Regions from separate parts of the Homo sapiens genome. Here region 2 is linked to region 1. A link is an interaction called in ENCODE POLR2A ChIA-PET data of the cell type or tissue named here. Cell type or tissue: MCF 10A. All regions are shown on one strand. Each heading gives the region's core, and the rest is flanking DNA. Links, peaks and the distances in the headings are about the cores only.

Region 1 (10,741 bases), core at 495-2,994:
TGGCTCAAGCCTATAATCCCAACACTTTGGGAAGCCTAGGCAGGAAGATTGCTTGAGCCCAGGAGTTCAAGACCAGCCTGGACAATATGCAAAACCCATCTCTTCAAGAAAATGTTTAAATTAGCTGGGTATGATGGTGCATGCCTGCGATCCCAGCTACTCGGGAAACTCAGGTGGGAGGATCATTTGAGCCTAGGAAGTCGAGGATGCAGTGAGCCATGATTACGCCACTGTACTCCAGCCTGGGTGTCACAGTGAGACCCTGTCTCCAAAAAACAAAAACAAAAAAAACAAAGCATCTCACCCAAAGAGGAAGAATGCAAACTGGTTGCAATTATCCAATCGTGGTTCTCACTAATAGGAGCAAATTAGGCTCATCTGAGGAGCTTTATAAAAATTTATACACATTAACTTCAATCCAGAGGCCCTGCCTTATAATCTGCAGTGAGATCCAGAAGTGGTAGACTTAACAGAAGTAAGTAAACAAAAAGGGCACTCTGATGCTAATGAGAACACCCAACCCAATAAAGACGGCTACTGGCCTCCACACATCTCCCTTCCCTTCTTCATTCCAAACATCCCATAGGGAGCAGCAACCTAAGTAGGTAGATGTCATCTAAAGGAACAAAACAGAAACCACAGAGACTGAGGGGTGATAGAGTATCAATCTCAAGCACAGAGAAAACAATATCCTCATCTTCCTCTAATGGTGAAAAAGCAACTGAGGGGCATGCTGGTAGAGGGGAAGATACTCTGAAGCAAAAAGACCTCAAACGGATGGACTCTACAGCAAGAGGTGGACTGTTTACTCTTGCTTAAAAACTACCCATCTTTGCTCTGAGGGGGGCAAGGAAAAACCCAGAACCTACAGTAACATTAACAGAAAAGTCCCTGAGTTCAGAAGCCAGGAGATAAGACACGTGGCACAAAACCTGAAAGGGTAAGGGGAAGTTCTATATTTACCATCACTGCATCTTCTAGAGGTGCACAGGGCAGTACACTGCAAACTGGGACTGCTGCAAATAACACCATGCGATCCACAGCACATTACAATACGGAGGCCTTTCAGTTACCATGAGGAAGCAATGAGAAAAAATGGGAGAGCAGGGGTCGAGGGGAGGTTCTCAATACTGGGAAGTGGGGAAAGATGAGAAAAACCATGTAACTTCCTGATCACCTAACAGGTATCAGACACTAGGCTAAGTACTTTATATGTATTATTTTGCTTATTCCCAAGGACAATACTATTAGGCATTATTATCACCATATGAATGACGAAAAAAACTGACCTCTTTTATGTAACTTGGCCAATGGACAAAACTAGAAATTGAGGAAGAGGGTGAGGGGCCGGGATTCCAATCCAAGTGTGGATCTAAAGCTCATTTCTTTCTATTTTACCATAGGGGGCCAAAAGATTAGAGACTCAGAAAACATTATTAACTCTTATCCCTGTTACACAAGGTCCCAAAACAGGCTTCCTTGTAACAAGTGACTCAACAGTTTCAAGACCTCATTACAATTACTGACTCCTTAACCCCTTGCACAGTCCAAGCTGACTAGTCCAGGTGACTAAAGCATCTGAGTCATTTACTTTATACCTGTGACCAGGCAGGTTGTCAACAGGAAAGAAAAAAGGAAGAGGAGAGCTGGATAGTGATAGGAACACTTAAAAGCTGTGGGCTCTGGCATCGCAGCTTCCATTTCAGTCCTAGCTCACCTCAGGCCTGTGTCATCTTTTAACTTGTGTCAACCTATGTGACATCTACCAGTAGTGTCATAAGAACATCTAATGGCAGCTATGAAAGCAGTGCCCTATAAATGCCAAAGCCCTACCCAAACAGGAAATCTGAGCATATCACATCCAAGCTGAGATTCCCCTTCTAACACAAAATTCTCCCCAGCTAACACCCATTAGTGAGTCGTTACCCCACAATCCATGACACTAGCTGGAATTTATTAGTTTTGCCTCCACTATTTGTTCATGGACAGACAGGTACAGAGACAGCTCCAGAATTTCCTTGTAAGTAAGGAAGGGATTTATTTAATAGAAAGGGCAGTCTACTTGAAAGGGATGTTAGGCAAGGCAGTACCTGGAAACTGTATTCCCATAGCAAAGGCAGCTGAAGGCTTGTTCACCTCCCAGGCATCCGGGTCTTCTGGTCACTGATAACATCCAATTTCAGCATGCCCTATAAAACCTGGCCTCTGACAATTTCTCAAGGCACATGACTTAATCATTTCTTCCCTCACCCCCACTGCTCCAGACTCTAGACCTAGCATTGCTCCCCTCTAGCTCCTGCACCCACTGCGGACACAGCAAATTAAATACCTCTCTAATTTTGTGGGCTTAGGTATCACCTTCTCCCAGAAAACATCCTTTGGTCTCCTATCCTAAGCTCAATACCTATCAGATACTTCCACAATACTGACATATGTCACAGCAGTTACCACCACCGAGATGGAAAACAGGCAGCCACATCTCAAGTCTGAGCTTCAATTACCATGCCCTGCTGGCTCTCTATACTTTTAGCAATGACACACATGCTGACCTAGAAAGACTCACTCCAAAGCTCCGGCAGCTGTTAACATCTACACTACCTTGCCTCCACTTGTCCCATACTATCGAGTAATCTGGCCGCTTGTCAACCTCCCCAATAAACTTGCAAACTAAGCATATCTCCTTTGATGTTCTTTGTGCCTGGTATATTAGAGAAGGATTCAATTGCACATTCATTTGCTAGAATGTGCAATTTGCCTCCCCTTTGAAATAACGTATTTAGTTTTTCAACTACTATAATGTTTAACTCCAGACAAAAGTTTAAGAATAGAATCATGTTTTGGCAATCACCACCAATAAAACTGTCACAGACAACAGGTCTACACACTACTAGGAAACAGAAAACTCCAACAGCAACAAAAAGACTGAAAATCTTTACCAACTAGAGACCCACAAAAGGCAGCATTAGTTTACTGAAGATAACTAGAACAGCCCAACTAGAAATGTTTATAGTGTTCTGTGTTGAAAAGTGGGAAGCACTGCAGATAGGATGTAATGGAATGCCAATGCCCGCATCAGGATATGTCTATATGGATGCCCATCTCATTCCCTTTGAACTGGTTTATACTATAAATTCACTACATTTTATATAACATTCCCCTATTAACGGTACATTTAGGTTATTTTCAGATTTTTCACTTAATCAATAAGTTGCAAATATCTCTGATACACTTTCCATATTTCTGAGTAGAGTATTTGTATTTGGAAACTGTTGACTGTAACCATAAATATCTTTCTTTCTACGTATCTTCTTGTGCAGCTATGTGTTTTTGAGTTTGTGTAGGAGAGTGATTCCTAGAAATGTAACAATGCACACAACAATACCTTCTGGGGAAAAAAAAAAGCCGTTTTTCTGTCAGCATATATCTATGTGTATAAATGCATTTTAATCACCACATTGCTAACACTGGTTTACTCTGTTAGGGATGGGTTATTTGAAGTATACTTGTGAGTTCCATGGATTACTTGTGTAATTTCAAAAATAACAACAATGAAAATCAAACCCAAGAAAAGATTAACACCAAGTTCACAACTATATTTGCCTTTAGGGGTTGAGGGAGGCAGATGCTCTCAGGGAATGATACTAGTGACATTTTATGACTGAAACTTAGTAGTGAAGCTTAATAGTGAATTCACAGCACTTCATTATATACCTTAAGTATTTTTAATGTCTAAACTAGTTAATTGTCTAAAGTAAGTCTAATCATGAGAGCCAAATCCAAACCAAGGGCGGCAAGTACATCCCACCCTACACAAAACCAGCAAAGATTTGAATGAGTGTTTTTAAAAAGTGTTTTTAGGCCAGGCGCGGTGGCTCACGCCTGTAATCCCAACACTTTGGGAGGCTGAGATGGGAAGATCATGAGGTCAGGAGATGGGAGACCATCCTGGCTAACACGGTGAAACCCCATCTCTACTACAAATACAAAAAATTAGCTGGGCATGGTAGTGTGCCTGTAGTCCCAGCTACTCGGGAGGCTGAGGCAGAAGAATCACTTGAACCCAGGAGGCAGAGGTTGCAGTGAGCCGCAATCGTGCCATTGCACTCCAGCCTGGGCAACAAAGCAAGACTCCGTCTCCAAAAAAAAAAAAGTGTTTTTAAATTGTTTTTGGAACCAGAATCAGATGTAAGACTGAATACAAGTACTAATGAGGGGAACTGCTTAAAGAAGAAAAAAAAAAGCCTTAACAAAGTCATTACTTAATTTTCATACTTCTCGTAAGAGGAATAATCACTAAATAAACTGGAAATGGAAAATGAGATCGTGCCACTGCACTCCAGCCTGGATGACACAGCCAGACTCCGTCTCAAAAAAAAAAAAAGTGTAATTATGGGCCGAGCATGGTGGCTCAAGCCTGTAATCCCAGCACTCTGGGAGGCCCAGGCGGGTGGAACACCTGAGGTCAGGAGTTCAAGACCAGCCTGGCCAACACGGTGAAACCCAGCCTGTACTAAAAAAACAATTAGCCAGGTATGGTGGCATGCACCTGTAATCCCAGCTACTTTGGAGGCTGAGGCAGGAGAATCGCTTGAACTCAGGAGGTGGACGTTTCAGTGAGCCGAGATCACACCACTGCACTCCAGCCCAAGCATCAACAGCAAAACTCTGTCTCAAAAAATATATATATATATGTATGTATATATATGTGTGTATGTATATATATGTATATGTGTATATATGTGTGTATATATAGCGTACATGTGTATATATACGTATATATATATTCATATTATTCCCTTAAAAAAACGACATTTCCTAAAAGACTATGTAGAATTGCCATTAATACCTAATAATTATAATAGTAAATACTATTAGTACTAAGCTGTAGCTTTAGTGCTGGTTTAGTAGAGGAGGCAGAAAGCCCACAAGACTAATAGAAAGGGTCAAACTGAGTTAGTGAGTGGAGTCCTTTAAGCCTTCACCTAAATAACAAAGTAATAAAATTAGCTGACTACCAGTGGCTTACTAGTTACAGGGCAATTAAACATTGGATTTTCAGGAATGACTATCCAACATATATACAGAATCTTCACGAAAAACAACTATCTGAAAATTATTCAACATCTAAATTGCAAACAACTTTTATAATTTTTTACTTAACAAATAATTAAAAGGAAAATACAACACACAGATAAAAAAACAAGTCAAAACTGGGAATTCAGATTCCAATCAAAAATAAATGCTGATGAGAAAAAGGTTTACCACTTCCTTTTGCTTGTGGATAAAAAGAATTTGGTATCTCTTCAAAATACTTTCTGAAGTAGGTAAAAACGGAGTGATTAACCTTCTTGGAACTGGACTTTGAAACGAAGTGCCATTAACACTTACTGTTCCATTTTTAATCGCGGTTTCCCAAATGGCCACAAGAGGGCAGCACAGCAACATTCCACTTAAAAGGAGCCAGCCTGTGGGAGCCCCGCCCAAAAGCCGCCATTTCACTTTAGTGTTTATTTTGCTAACTTACAAAATGGCCGAACTGGTTGGCAGAGCTTAGTGTTTTTGTGGGTGAAAGCAAAATCTGGCAAAACAATCACAAAGCAATCTACACTGGAATTCCATAAAACTTATTTCCAGGCTAACTTCCTGCCAGTGATACAATAGCTAATATTTACGGAGCACTTTTGTGTCAGGCATATGTCAAAATTCTCCTAATCCTTACCTATAAAGAAGACAAAGCCCAAGAGTGTGTGTGTGTATGTGCGTGTGTAAGATATCACCCCACAGTCTGAATTATGCAATCCACACTATCAACTATCAGCGTTAGGTATCACTGCCCTTATTTACATACATTCTTCAGTTGAACTGATTATTAAACCGATGTCATTGCATAACTATTCCTTCTCAGTCACTTCTATGTGTCTTAAGATGGAAAAGCAAAGAAGACTGACTGGTCACACCTTTTTTTTCTTTTTGCTTGTTTGTTTTTTGAGACCAAGTCGCGCTCTGTAGCCCAGGCTGGAGTGCAGTGGCGTGATCTCGGCTCACCGTAACCTCCGCCTCCAGGGTTCATGCGATTCTCCTGCCTCAGTCTCCAGAGTAGCTGGAATTACAGGCATGCCCCACTGCACCTGGCTAATTGTTTTGTATTTTTAGTAGAGACAGGGTTTCACCATGTCGGCCAGGCTGGTCTTGAACTCCGGACCTCAGGTAATCTGCCCGCCTTGGCCTCCCAAAGTGCTAGGATTACAGGCATGAGCCACTGCGCCTGGCCACACATTTCTTATTGGTAAAGAATACTGGATGTAGTTCTTTAAACTCTCCACCTTTGGTTCAAGTCCTGTGCTTCTTCAGAATAAGTTATTACTATAAACAAGGTTAAAAGACAAGTAACTTGTTTCCCAGACGGACTGGGAAACAAAATTTCAATGTACACATAACAAAGTATATAGATACACAACATATGAAGAATTACCTATCAAAAATCCAACCAAAAACTGCACAAAGAAAATGGATACGCAATTACGGAGAAGAAACTGAAATGGCCAATAAACTCATTTTTAAAAATAACTAAACCTCTGTTAACTTGGGAAACATTATAACTGGTTATTTTGCACTCATCTGCTTTGCAGAAATTAAAGTCTCTTAGTATTAAATAATTGTAAGAATAGCCAGTAACCCTTAAAATGTATACGAATCAGCCAGGAGCAGTAGCTCATGCCTGTAATCCCAGCAATTTGGGAGGCCGAGGTGGTCAGATTAGGAGGTCAGGAGACTGAGACAATCCTGGACCACATGGTGAAACCCCGTCTCTACTAAAAATACAAAAATTAGCTGGGCGTGGTGGCACGCGCCTGTAGTCCCAGTTACTCGGGAGGCCAAGGTAGGAGAATCGCTTGAACGTGGGAGTTGGAGGTTGCAGTGAACTGAGGTTGCACCATTGCACTCCAGCCTGAGCAACAGGGTGAGACTCCAACTCAAAAAAATAAAAAAGTGTATGAATCCTGTAATTCAATTTGTGGGCATGTAACGTAGACAAATTATCAAACTTGTATAGGACGAGGCAAATAAATATTCAGAGCTCTGTTCATAACAAAACCTAAATAATCCATATACCCATTTATGAAAATGTAAAAGTAAAATGTGAAATATTCACACTATGCAACTAAATGCAGCAGCTAGATTAGGGCTGAATTATGTCTGTAAATACTGTGAGCCCAAAAGTATCTGAAACAGAGCTCAATCAATTTAGAAAGTTTATTTTGCCAAGGTTAAGGACGTGCCCGTGACACATCCTCAGGAGGTCCTGATGGTATGTGCCCAGGGTGATGGGGCACAGCTTGGTTTTCACACATTTTAGGGAGACATGAGACATCAATATGTGTAAGATGCACACTGGTTTGGCCTGGAAAGGCCGGACAACTGGAAGCAGGGGAGGGGGCTTCCAGGTCATAGGTAGATAATAGACAAACAGTTGCATTCTTTTAAGTCTCTTGATTAGCCTTTCACTGAATACACAAGTTCCATGTGAGAAGAGAGTAGAGGCATAGTCATTTATGCCTCAGTCTGGCTTAGCAAAACAACAGGGCAGAGGAAGCAATCAGATACGCATTTGTCTTAGGTGAACAGAGGGGATGGCTTTGAGTTCTTTGTCCACAAGGAATTTCCCTGTGGGCAAATTGTTAGGGAGGTATGTAGCATTTTTATTTTTCTAGCTATCTTATTTAGGAAAAAAATGGGAGGCAGGTTTGCCTGACACAGTTCCCAGCTTGACTTTTCCCTTTGGCTTAGTAATTTGGAGATACCGAGATTTATTTTCCTTTCACAATATCAAAAAGAAAATTTCAAAACTATTAAATTTTTAAAACACAAAACATATTTACATAACCATGTACATTTTATAAGTGCCAACTCTTTATATGCCAAAATCATAAAAGTGACCCTAGCTATGTCTAACTTTTTTATTTTAAAACTTTATTAGGCCGGGCGTGGTGGCTCACGCCTGTAATCCCAGCACTTTGGGAGGCCGAGGCAGGCAGATCACAAGGTCAGATGGAGACCATCCTGGCTAACACGGTGAAACACTGTCTCTACTAAAAATACAAAAAGTTAGCCGGGCATGGTGACACATGCCTGTAGTCCCAGCTACTCGGGAGGCTGAGGCAGCAGAATGGCGTGAACCCGGGAGGCGGAGCTTGCAGTGAGCTGAGATCGCACCACTGCACTCCAGCCTGGGCAACAGAGCGAGACTCTGTCTCAAAAAAAAAAAAACTTTAATTATATCCTTTGAACTTTTCTGAATTCTTAATTTCTGACAAAAGAGGTCTGTTTCTAACACTGTAGAACTGATCAGTTCTAAGGTGCAGGCCCCTCCCCAGGATTCAGCAGTGCTCTCAGCAGTCACCCTAACACACGCAACACTACGGACCCTCCTTCCAGTGTTAAACAGAATCTATGGAAGGCCACTAATTTGGACCGAGCTCCTAGACCCTAACAGACCAAACCAAAATAGAGTCACTCATGTTAAACTTCTAAATTGTTTACCTTACCTTCAGGAAAGAAGATACCCAAATCCCCAGACAGACAGTGTGAGCTGGCATAAGGAAGTTCCCTCTGCTTTAACCCTTATAAGGAAAATAACCTCAAGTAACCTGATGTTAACCCACATTTTTGTACTATGTTGTTTTCCTGTTCCTGCTCAACCTTATAAAAACCGATTGTTCCACCATGCCCAATGGGCACCTATTTTTTTATAGATGGGGTGCTACCTAATTTGTTAATCAATAATAAAATCCAATTAGATCTTTATACTCAATGTGTTGAAATGTTGTCTTTTGACAGCAGAAAAAGGTACATGTATAAGAAAAAGTGCACACAAAATGCTGCTTATAATTTCAAGGGATAAAAAGGCTAAATTCCATCAAGTACCTCCCAGATTAAGAAATCCAGCAGTAAGGACAGAAAAAAAAATTTACCTTTAATCAGTGTATTTCTAAAATTCACAGCTGAAGCCAGGCAGGCATCACCTTAGCCTCATCATGCATACTACTTCTGCTCCCCAATAACCAAATATAAGTAGTTTCCATAGCACCAAACTATTAGCACCCAGGCATACATTAGAGAAACATGTATTCTAGCAAGAAGCCTGGTTAAGGTACAAATTAGTTAAGGCACTTCACAAATACCTACCTAATCAGGATCTGGCAATGTGCTAATACACAAAAGACAAAAGAAGCTTTCTATTCAGGTAAAATCAAAAGTCTTTGTAAATAACCAAGCTGTGAAAAGCAGTTACAAGGGGAGTTCTCCCCAGAATTCATTAACAAAAGAATACTTAACCACCTCGGGCAATGTATTTACACCCATTAAAGCCCTAAGGACAGATGGACCAATTTGACCAAGAGTTCCTTTCAGCCCTGTGAGTCTTGTCTTTAGTTAGCTATTGTTTAGGTTATAAACTTTAGACTTTTATAAAATATATGGTGCTTTCAGCAACTCCCAAAGTTCAAAGGAGATTAAAAGATCTGATTACCAATCCCAATAATAAATGTGAAACGTATGCCCATAACGTCATGGGAGTAAGAGGGGTCCCTGGATCAGGCCAGAGAAGAAACCGCAAAGGGACTCAACTTTATTACTAACAACCAACATTTACCAAGGCAAGCACGGTTTCTCAATCATAGGGTTTTTGTTTTTTTTGGATAGGGTCTTGCTCAGTTGCCCAGGATGGAGTGCACGTAATGTGATCACAGCTCACTGCAGCCGCAAGCTCTTGGACTCAAGCAATCCTCCCACCTCAGCCTTCCAAATAGCTGGGACTATAGGTGCATACTGCCACACCCGGCTAATTTTTACATTTTTTGTAGAAATGGCATCTCCCTAAATTGCCCAAGCTGGTCTCGAACTCCTAGCTCAAGGGATCCCACCTCAGCCTCCCAAAGTGCTGGGATTACAGGCGTGAACCGCCGTGCCCAGCCTAGTGGTGGCATTATAGATGCCTGAGGCTGGATAATTTGTTATTGTGGGGAGCTGTCTCATACACACTCTTGGATGTTGGGGAGCATCTCTGGCCTCTACCCACTAGAGGCCAGTAACACCCCCACCCCCAGAGTGACAAGCAAAAATGTCCAGGGTAATGGAAGGGGACAAACCTGCCACTAGTTAAAGACCACTGCCTAGAAGTATCATTTTATTTAATTTGAACTTCCTTCCCTAAGAGACAAGTACTACCCTTACTCTATTTTAAAAGATGAAGAAACAGGCTCAGACACTCCTGCCCAAGATTCTACAGCTAAAAAGCAGCAGAACAGAACAGAAAAGATCGAAACCCCGTCCCACACTGACCTTATTCCCAAACTTGCCTCAGTACAAGAATCAACTGAGGTTGCTGTTCAACATACAGATTCTTGGACACAACCCTAGAATTGCTGAATTTTTTAACTTTCAAGCAAGAAGCCTGGGAATATGTTGAACAAGCACCCCAGGTGATTTTTAGCAAGTAAACTTAAGGATTTAAACGTCTATATAAAGCTAGATTCAGAGGGAACAGACTTTTTTTTAAGCAAGGGAAAGAGAACAGTGCAAGAGTTTGATCCATTACTGCTTTCCTTTGAAATTACAATTCACCAGTCATATATTGCCTCTATTTGAATGCCAACCTGCATCTAAATGGAAGACACACTGATCATTTTAGTTTGTCAGGGCCTGGCGCAGTGGCTCACGCCTGTAATCCCAGCACTTTGGG
Region 2 (10,741 bases), core at 2,808-5,307, 52 kb after region 1:
ACATCATTGCCATTTCACAAGAGTGAAACTCCATCTCAAAAAAAAAAAAAAAAAAGAATCAAAATCAGTGTCCCCAAGAGATATCTGCACTCCCATGTTCACAGCAGCATTATTCACAATAGTCAAGATATGGAAACAATCCAAATATCCATCGACAGATGAATGGATAAAGAAGATGTGTATATACGTAAAATGAAATATTATTTGTCCTTTAAAAGGTAGGAAGTCCTGCCACTGACGGCAATAAGGATGAAATTGGAAGACATTTTCCTAAGAGAAACCAGTCACAAAGCGACAAAAACTGCATGATTTCATTCATGTTATAAATCTGTAATAGTCAAACTCATAGAAGCAGAAAATACAATAGAGGGCCGAGTGCAGTGTCTCATGCCTATAATCCTAGCATTTTGGGAGGCCAAGGTGGGTGGATCCCCTGAAGTCAAGAGTTCGAGACCAGCCTGACCAATATCGTGAAACCCCATCTCTACTAAAAACACAAAAATTAGCCAGGCATGGTGGGGGGGCACCTGTAATCCTAGCTACTTGGGAGGCTGAGGCAGGAGAATCAACTGAGCCCAGGAAGCGGAGGTTGCAGTGAGCAGAGATTGCACCACTGCATTCCAGCCTGGCGATAGAGCGAGACTCTGTCTCAGAAAGAAAAAAAAGAAAGAAAGAAAAGAAAAAGAAACATTATGGGCCAGGTGCGGTGGCTCACACCTGTAATCCCAGAACTTTGGGAGACCAAGGAGGGCTGATCACCTGAGGTCAGTAGTTCAAGACCACCCTGGGCAACATGGTGAAACCCTGTCTCTACTAAATACAAAAATTGGCCAGGTGTGGTGGTACCCACCTGTAATCCCAGCTACTCAAGAGGCTGAGGCAGGAGAATCACTTGAACCCGGGAGGCAGAGGTTGCAGTGAGCCCAGATTGCACCACTGCACTCTGGCGTGGGCAACAGAGCGAGACTCCATCTAAAAAAAAATAAAAATAAAAATACAAGAAACACAGGCTTTTAAGACATTAGACAACAAGCAACAGAGATCTGTGATTCCTGAGAGAAAACAAATGGCATAAGCACTCTTTTTGCCCCCGTGTGTTGTCTGGATTGCATTTCCAGGCCTCAGTGCTGGGAGGGGAAACCCAGGCAGAACCAGTGTTCTCCCTAAATGGAGGAGATAGATCTGGGAGCATAGGGAGGGCCAGGTGGCTAGAGTTACCAGGGCAGAGTACCAGAGAGAATATGAGCCATAGAAGAAAACACTGATGGCCAGGTGCAGTGGCTCATGCCTGTAATCCCAGCAGTTTGGGAGGCCTAGGCGGGTGGACCGCCTGAGGTCAGGAGTTTGAGACCAGCCTGACCAATATGGTGAAACCCTGTCTCTACTAAAAATACAAAAACTAGCCGGGCGTGGTGGTGGGCACCTGTAGTCAGAGCTTCTCAGGAGGCTGAGGCAGGAGAATCCAGGAGGCGGAGGTTGCAGTGAGCCGAGATCGAGCCAGTCGACTCCAGCCTGGGCGACAGAGTGAGACCCTGTCTCAGAAACAAACAAACAAACAAAAGTAAAATCAGAGTAAGATACCACTACATGCATAGGAGACAGCTGAGAATTTAAAAGACAATGCCAAGTGTTGGTAAGGATGTGGAACTCTCGTACTTTGCCAATGAAAATGCAAAATGGCACAGCTACTTTGGAAATATTTGGCGGTTTCTTATACAGTTAAGTATAGTTACCGCATCACCCTGATCCTAGGTATTTACCCAAATGGTATCGCTATAAAATTCAAAACTATTCAACAATAAAAATTAATGAGATATTGATACATGCAATCTGGATGAATCTCAGATCTAATTTTGCTGAGTGAAATAAGCCAAACAAAACAGTGCATTCTCTACAATTCCATTTATATGAAATTCTAGAAAATGCAAAATAATAGAAAGCAGATCAGTGCCTGGGGATCGAGAGTGGGAAAGAGATGGAAGGAGGGGATTTCAAAAGGGCATGAGGAAATTTTCAAGGGTAATGATTATGTTCACCGTCTGGATCGTGGTGATGGTTTCTCAGATATGTATGTCAGAACTTATCAAATTGTACACTTTAAACACGCGCAGCTAATTGTTGTCAATTATACATCAGTAAGACTGTGTTATTAAAAATTGCATGGCTGGGCACGGTGGCTCACACCTATAATCCCAACACTTTGGGATGCTGAGGCAGGTGGATCACCTGAGGTCAGGAGTTTGAGACCAGCCTGGACAACATGGTGAAACCCCATCTCTATTAAAAATACAAAAATTAGGCTGGGCGCAGTGGCTCACACCTGTAATCCCAGCACTTTGGGAGGCCGAGGCAGGCGAATCACGAGGTCAAGAGATCAAGACCATCCTGGCCAACAGGATGAAACCCTGTCTCTACTAAAAATACAAAAATTAGCCAGGTGTGGTGGCACACGCCTGTCGTCCCAGCTACTCGGGAGGCTGAGGCAGGAGAATTGCTTGAATCCGGGAGGTGGAGGCTGCAGTGAGCTGAGATCACACCACTGCATTTCAGCCTGGGCAAAAGAGCGAGACTCTGTCTCAAAAACAAAAAAAAAAATTAGCTGGCCATGGTGGCATGCACCTGTAGTCCCAGCTACTCAGGAGGCTGAGGCAGAAGAATTGCTTGAACCCAAGAGGCAAAGATTGCAGTGAGCTGAGATCATGCCACTGCACTCCAGACTGGGTGACAGAGCCAGAGTCCATCTCACAGAAAAAAAAAAAAAAAAAAAAAAAAAAATTGCATACAGGTTGCCTTCAGATACCTCGTGATAAATAAAGAAAAAAAGAAAAATGCCTAAGGGTTTCCTTGTTTCCTTATTTGTCACTGGAGTAGCCTGTGAAGATGGTACACTTAAATATTTATTCCTATTTCATTTTTTTTTTACCACACATGTATTTTATTCTTTGACTTCTTGTAATTTTTAATTTTTTAAATAGCACCTGGTTCAAAATTCAAAAAGTACAAAAGGATATATAATGAAAAGCCTCTCATCTCTCTTTCCATCCATCCAGTACCCCTCCCTGAGAGCAGTTAATGTAGCTAGTTTTCAAAGTATCTTTCCTAAGATATTCCAGATTTTATTATAAGGCACATGCTACTGAGATAAACTAGAATGGGGTTGTATTTTATCTGTTGGCTCAAAGACTTCAGGATCAAGAGCATGTTCAACATCAGACAAATGGTCCTGTACAATCTTTGTGAAGCCACACTATCAGGCTATCAGGTGGAAGCCCCACCCCACTGCCACACCCTGCTGAAAATGCCACCGACGATCTCAAATATTTCTCTCCTCTTTGACCTTTCTCTTGCACCTAACAGTAACCTCTCACCTCTTGTAGCTCTCAGTACCTGGTCCTTCCTGACACCGCATGGTCCCAGCTTTCCTCTGACACCTTTAGCCCTTTCTTTTCCATTCATCTTCCTGTTTGCCTTCTGGTTTCCCTCTGACTCTCTACATGAAGACGGTTCCCAGGCGCTGTCCTTGAAGGGCTCCCTAAAAAAGTCTTACCGGTTTGCAACTAGCTGCGTGCACTAAGGCCTCTTTTAAGTGTTAAGTTGGTGTTTTGCCAGCTTAATGCATCACCTACTCTGGCCTCAGCCAGACTGTTACTGTCCTGTCAGCCTGTCTGGCACACGACTGCCCCCCACATTTGCACAGCCCTCCCCACAGCCCTCAAATGTGCACTGCTCACATCTCCGGCTCTGTGCCCATCCCACAGGGCCAGTTCATGCAAACTGTTTGGATTTCTCTCTTCCAAAGTGATTACTTTCCCTCCTTAGGATTTCTACCAGTTAACGCCTATGCTATTTCTAAGAAGTTGGTTTTTATCATAAATTATTATCTATTTGAGTACAAGGACTGTATCTCCCTAAGTAGACTCAACCTAGCTTTACTGGAGGTAGAAACCTTGGCTTAGATTTATTTTGTTTACTAATGCACAGCTGTAGATGCTCAAATAACTGAGGGAATGTTTGCTGTATCAAAATTACCCAACAGGACATTAAAATACCCAATTGTACATCAAATTCCATTAAGTAGATTAGGAGAACTTGATATTGAATGGGCTTTAACAAGGTTTCACCAAAGTAAATCACCACAATTTAAGGTAGCTTTTATGTAAATATAGGCTTCCATTTATGAGAGCTCCTAAAAAGCAGGATACACCCTGTATGTCAGTGATGAAAAAGTAGATTTTGCCGTTGGCACTCTGATAGAATCTCTGGAATGCTGGCATGTTATGCAATAGCCCCTAACCAGCCAACCAGAAGTATCTCAATCCTGAGAACTCTTTGGTACTTTACTTGGGCTCTTACTATTTTCAGTTTGCAGTACAGTGATTCATTTACAAGTGCCTTCTCCTTACTAGGTGTAGGCACTAGGAAGACAGACAGTGGTAGCAACAAGCCAAGCGCAAGGACCTTGGCACCATCAGCTTTGAGATCCAAACCTGACTCGGCCATTCCCTGGCTGTCTGACCCCAGCCTGTTCTGACCCCATCAAAATACATGACTAGATGGCCACACGTGGTGGCGTGCCCCTGTAGTCCCAACTACATGGGAAGCTGAGGTGGAGGATCACTTGAACCCAGCAGTTCAAGGCTGTGGTGCACTATGATAGTACCTGGGCAATACAATGAGACCCATCCCTACAAAAAAAACATTTAAAAATTAGCCAGGTGTAGAGGCACGTGCCTGTAGTCCCAGCACTGCCGGGCTGAGTTGGGAGGATCGCCTGAGCCCAAGAATTCGAAGGTGCAGTGAGCTATGATCATGCCACTTCACTCCAGCCTGAGTGACAGAGCGAGACCCCATCTCTTTTAAAAAATAAAATAAAATAAAGATTATATAGAAAGCTCCACATTGTCCAATCTGTTTGTACACCATTGTCAACCATCAAAAACCCACTTGGCAGCAAATGAGATGGACTGCCTGGCCTGGGAACTACAGGCCAATTGAAAAAGACTGTTCCTGTTGCAAAATATTGCAGGGTCACGGCCGGGCGCGGTGGCTCATGCTTGTAATCCCAGCACTTTGGGAGGCCGAGGCGGGCAGATCACGAGGTCAGAAGATCGAGACCACGGTGAAACCCCGTCTCTACTAAAAATACAAAAAAATTAGCCGGGCGTGGTGTCGAGCGCCTGTAAGTCCCAGCTACTCGGAGAGGCTGAGGCAGGAGAATGGCGTGAACTCGGGAGGCGGAGCTTGCAGTGAGCCGAGACTGCGCCACTGCACTCCAGCCTGGGTGACGGAGCGAGACTCTGTCTCAAAAAAAAAAAAAAAAAAAAAAAATTGCAGGGTCACAAAACAAGCAAGCCATGGGTCTTTAATTTTAAATATTTGGCTGTGCACTGTGGCTCACACCTGTAATCTCAGCACTTTGGGAGGCCAAGGCGGGCGGATCACTTGGGTCCAGGTGTTCGAGATCAGCCTGGCCAACATGGCGAAACCCCATCTCTACTAAAAATACAAAAACTTATCCCAGCCTGGTGGTGTGCACCTGTGGTTCCAGCTATTCATGGAGATCTGAGGCAGGAGGATCACTTGAGCCCAGGAGGTCAAGGCTGCTGTGAGCCCTGATTGCGCCACGGTGCTGCACCCTGGACGACAGAGTGAGACCCTGTCTCAAAAAATATAAGTAAGGCCGGGCGCAGTGGCTCACGCCTGTAATCCCAGCACTTTGGGAGGCCGAGGCTGGCAGATCACAAGGTCAGGAGTCTGAGACCCACCTGACCAACATGGCAAAATCCCTTCTGTACTAAAAATACAAAAATTAGCCTGGCGTGGTGGCACGCGCCTGTAATCCCAGCTACTCGGGAGGCTGAGGCAGGAGAATCACTTGAACCCAGGAGGCGGAGGTTACAGTGAGCCGAGATCACCCCATTGCACTCCAGCCTGGGCTACAGAGCGAGACTCCATCTCAAAAAATAATAATAATAATAAATAAATAAAATTAAAATGTGATACTTTGTTCATCAGAGATATATTGACATTATTTTAACCTTTAAAAATATTACATGGAAATATTATTTGTTTTGATTATTGAGTTTTTTGGTGCCTCAGTTGCTTCATCCTAACCCCAGCCCTGCTAGTATCTATAGAATCTGAGAAAGGGGACTGGTAACCAGGAGCTTTGGCTCTGACTTCAGCTCTGCCATTTACAAGCTTAGAGACTTGGACTCCCCGAGCCTCACCTTCACAACTCTCCCAGTCTCACAATATGGATGATTATATCTGCCCCATTCTTTGCAGGGCAGTTAAATATGAGGGTCAAATGAGATAATGTAGGAAAGAACATTTTTAAAAGAACATTTTGCTATATATGCAAAAGGAGATAATAATTAGCAATAGTTTTTCTTCCAGCTCACTCTTTGAGCAGGGATTAGCAAATCTAGCTTGATCTGTGAGCTCCTGAATCAGACAGGATGGTAACGTTCACAAACCAGAAACCCTGGGACAACCAACACACCCAGATCTATGCAGCTCCACGGTACTGACTGACGCTGGAGCAAGTCTATGCTAGCACAGTGGCCCCGACCACTACTTCCACCTCTCTGGGACACAGAAATGGGATATATACCCGAAGAGAGAGAGAGAGAGAGAGAGAGAGAGAGAGATTATATTATAGCTGATATATTTCTTAGATCCTGAACCCTCTAAATCTCATGTTGAATTGCAATCCCCAGTTTTGGAGATGGGGCTTGGTGGGAGGTGATTGAATCATGGGGGTGGATCTCTCATGATTTGGTGCTGTCCTTGCAATGGTGAGTGAGTTCTCAGGAGATCTGGTTGTTTAGAAGTGTGTGGTACCTCTCCCCCAACTCTCCCTCTTCTTCCTGCTCTGACCTTGTGATGGGGCCACTCCCGCTTCACATTCCACCATGAATAAAAGCTCCTTGAGGCCTCCCCAGACGCCAGCCAGATGCTGGTGCCATGATTGTACAGCCTGCAGAACTGTGAGCCAATTAAACTTCTTTTCTTTCTAAATTACCCAGTCTCATGTATTCCTTTATAGCAAGGCAAGTATGGCCTAACACAATATCCTTTACAAGGTTTTTATGACCTGGCCGGGTGCACTGGCTCACAAAGGAGGCCGAGGTGGGCAGATCATTTGAGGCCAGGAGTTCGAGACCAGCAGGGTCAACATGGTGAAACCCTGTCTTTACTAAAAATACAAAAATTAGGCAGGTGTGGTGATGGGTGCCTGTAATCCCAGCTACTCAGAAGGCTGAGGCAGGAAAATCACTTGAACCTGGGAAGTGAAGGCTGCAGTGAGCCGAGATCATGCCACTGCACTCCAGCCTGGGTGACACCGAGAGATTCTGTCTCAAATAAACAAACAAACACACAAACAAAGTTTATATGACCAGTGAGCTCAGCTGATGTATTTTAGGCCTGAATTAACTATTCCCAGATTGTAGGCTTTTGCCCAGGAAAAAAGCATAACTTTAAGTGGGCCAACACCTCCTCCATTTGTTTCTTAACAATTGCATTACTTTTGTGTAATCATTATACTCACACCATATCAAGTTTTAAAGTACAGATCGTGGGCTGGGCACGGTGGCTCATGCCTGTAATCCCAGCACTTTGGGAGGCTGAGGTGGGTGCATCACCTGAGGTTAGGGATTCGAGACCAGCATGGCCAACATGGCGAAACCCCATCTCTATTAAAAATACAAAAATTAGCCAGGTATGGTAGCACATGCCTATAATCCCAGCTACTTAGGAGGCTGAGGCAGGAAAATCACTTGAGACAGAAGTTGCAGTGAGCCGAGATCATGCCAGTGAGCCAAGATCACTCTTGGTGACAGAGTGAGACTCCATCTCTAAAAAAAATAAAATAAAATAAAATAATAAATAATTTTATGTATTAATAAAATTAATACATAAATTTAATAAAATGAAGTATAGATTGTGGACTGGTAATTAAGGGTCCTCCTAAAGCCTTCTTGTAGCATTAATTTACTTGTTTCTTGCACAATTAGGTAATTTATTTGTGACATTTCACTGGTGTTTCATTAAAGCAGTGTTATTCTTTGCGGTGCCTCACACCTGTAATCCCAGCACTTTGGGAGGCCGAGGAGGGCAGATCACAAGGTCAGGAGATCGAGACGATCCTGGCTAACACGGTGAAACCCCATCTCTACTAAAAATACAAAAAAATTAGCTGGGCATGGTGGGGGGCACCTGTAGTCCCAGCTACTCGGGAGGCTGAAGCAGGAAAATGGCATGAACCCGGGAGGCAGAGCTTGCAGTGAGCCAAGACTGAGCCACCGCACTCCAGCCTGGGTGACAGAACAAAATTCCGTCTCAAAAGAAAAAGAAAAAAAAAAAAAACAGTGTTATTCTTGTTACCTATTTTAGGTATTTCTTTTCTTGTTGTTGTAGCAGTTAAGATCAGCGATGGTAAAAAGTTTACTTTTGGAGGCAATCTGGTTTTGCTTCTTTGGTTTATTTAAAATGACCAAAGGTTTTCAAAGTTTATGAACCAGGGTTCCAAAACCTTTTCTAATATTTGGAGAAAGTTTTAAACTGCATATGTGGAGCGTAATATAATTCTTTTCAACTTTCCTGTGTTGATATTTTTTCACCCTAGAATTTTGGGGTTTGTTTTTGCTGCTTTCATAAGCAGGTGCCATATACAATGCAAAATGAAAGGATCACTGAGGCCGGGGACAGTGGCTCATACCTGTAATCCCAGCACTTTGGGAGGCTGAGGCGGGTAGATCACTTGAGGTCAGGAGTCCAAGAACAGCCTGACCAAGATGGTGAAACCCCGTCTGTACTAAAAATACAAAAATTAGCCAGGCATGGCGGTGCGTGCTTGTTAGCCCAGCTACTTGAGAGGAAGATTGCTTGAACCCAGGAGGCTGAGTTTGCAGTGAGGCAAACTCAGCCTCGGTGACAGAGTGAGACTCTGTCTCATCATTGAGGTAACATACTTTGTGATTATGGTCCAAAGTACCTGCATCAGTCAGTGCCTGCTCCACATTGCCTTTATTTTTTTAATTTTAATTTTTATTTTTGGAGACAGGGTCTTGCTGTGTCACCCAGGCTTGAATGCAGTGATGTGATCACAGCTCACTGCACACATTGTCTTTAAAACAAAGACTGCCTGCTCCAACGTGAGGTCAGCTTTTTCCCTACCCTCTGTCTCAAGAGTGAAAGAACACAGTTGTCAAAGACATACACTTTGTATATACCTTTATTCTCACCTTATTTCAGTGTATGTCATTACCAGTTTGCATGTCTGTAGTGGGTATTTGAGGCATTGGCCACTCAAGCATCCATTCACTTGAATTTGCTATAGGGAAAATCCTGCCTCTTTGGAGACTGTTCAGTGACAGTCATATTTCCCCACTTTATGCCAGCACATGAATCAAAGTTAGCCACTCAGTCATCCCTCCCTCTCTCTCCCTTCTTTCAGTTGAATCTTACTATGCTTTTAATGTCTGTAGGATCTGTACTGATGACACATCTTTCATTTATATTTTCTCATCTATTTTATGGATCAGTCTAGCCAGGGCTTTATCAACTTTGTTGATCTTCTCAAGGTTCCAAATTTAACTTTGTTAATTGTCTCTCTTGTTTGTTTTCTATTTCATTGATTACTACTCCATCCTTATTATTTTCTTCCTTCTACATACCTCCTTAGGTTGACATTGTTCTTAAGACAGAAACTTCAGTCATTAATTTTAATTTTAGGCCATTCTTCGTCTTCTTTCCATTTTCTTTTCTTTTTTTTTTTTTTTTTTTTTTTTGAGACGAAGTCTCCCACTGTCGCCTGGGCTGGAGTGCAGTGGCATGGTGGCATGATCTCAGCTCACTGCAGCCTCTGCCTCCCGCATTCAAGTGATTCTCCTGCCTCAGCCTCCCAAGTAGCTGGGATTACAGGCACCTGCCACCATGTCCACCTAATTTTTTGTATCTTTAGTAGAGACAGGGTTTCACTATGTTGGCCAGGCTGGTCTCAAACTCCTGACCTCGTGATCCTTCTGCCTCAGCCTCCCAAAGTGCTGGGATTACAGGTGTGAGCCACCACACCCAGCTAAAATTCAGCCTTTTTTTTTTTTTTTTTTTTTTTGAGATGGAGTCTCACTCTGTCACCCAGGCTAGATGGAGTGCAGTGGCATGATCTCGGCTCACTGCAACTTCTGCCTCCTGGGTTCTAGAGATTCTCATGACTCAGCATCCTAAGTAGCTGGGACTACAGGCAAGCACCACCATGCCCAGCTAATTTTTTAATTTTTAGCAGAGATGGAGTTTTGCCATGTTGGCAAGACTGGTCTCAAACTCCTGACCTCAAGTGATCTGCCCACCTTGGCCTCCCAAAGTACTGGGATTATAGACGTGAGCCACCGTGCCTGGCTTTAGGCCTTTCTTCTTTTTTAATGTAATCACTTAAAGCTATAAATTTCCCTGTGAGTACTACTTTGAATGCATCCTATAATTTTTTTTTTTTTTTTTTTTTTTTTTGTAGAGACAGGGTCTCAATATGTTGCCCAGGCTGGTCTCAAACTCCTGGACTCAAGTGATACTCCCATCTTGGCCACCTAAAGTTCTGCGATTATAAATATGAGCCATCACACCCAGCCCTATATTTTTTATATGCTGTATTTATTATTATTCAGTTTGAAATATTTTTAACCACACTTTTGGTTCCTTCTCTGACCTATGAATTAGTTAGAAATATGTCATTTAATTT

What was found. Peaks named below come from ENCODE experiments on the same cell type or tissue, not always from the same donor. Only the 100,000 strongest peaks of a DNase experiment are listed, where the experiment ranks them.
Region 2: POLR2A ChIA-PET joins it to region 1 with 15 read pairs; 5 of 35 experiments call an interaction of 5 or more read pairs at or near these places.

Annotation. Positions count from the first base shown.
Region 1 is chr15:92,912,807-92,923,547 of GRCh38, reverse strand. All of the region lies in intron 2 of CHD2 (chromodomain helicase DNA binding protein 2), which reads right to left. Among named protein-coding and RNA genes, the nearest start is that of MIR3175, 14 kb to the right of the region's middle. RefSeq lists enhancers at 867-2,066, 5,413-6,249. In MCF 10A, for the core only: no CTCF peak of the experiment used is centred there; a DNase peak (open chromatin) is centred at 1,547.
Region 2 is chr15:92,863,028-92,873,768 of GRCh38, reverse strand. No RefSeq gene overlaps it. Among named protein-coding and RNA genes, the nearest start is that of CHASERR, 14 kb to the left of the region's middle. In MCF 10A, for the core only: no CTCF peak of the experiment used is centred there; a DNase peak (open chromatin) is centred at 4,288.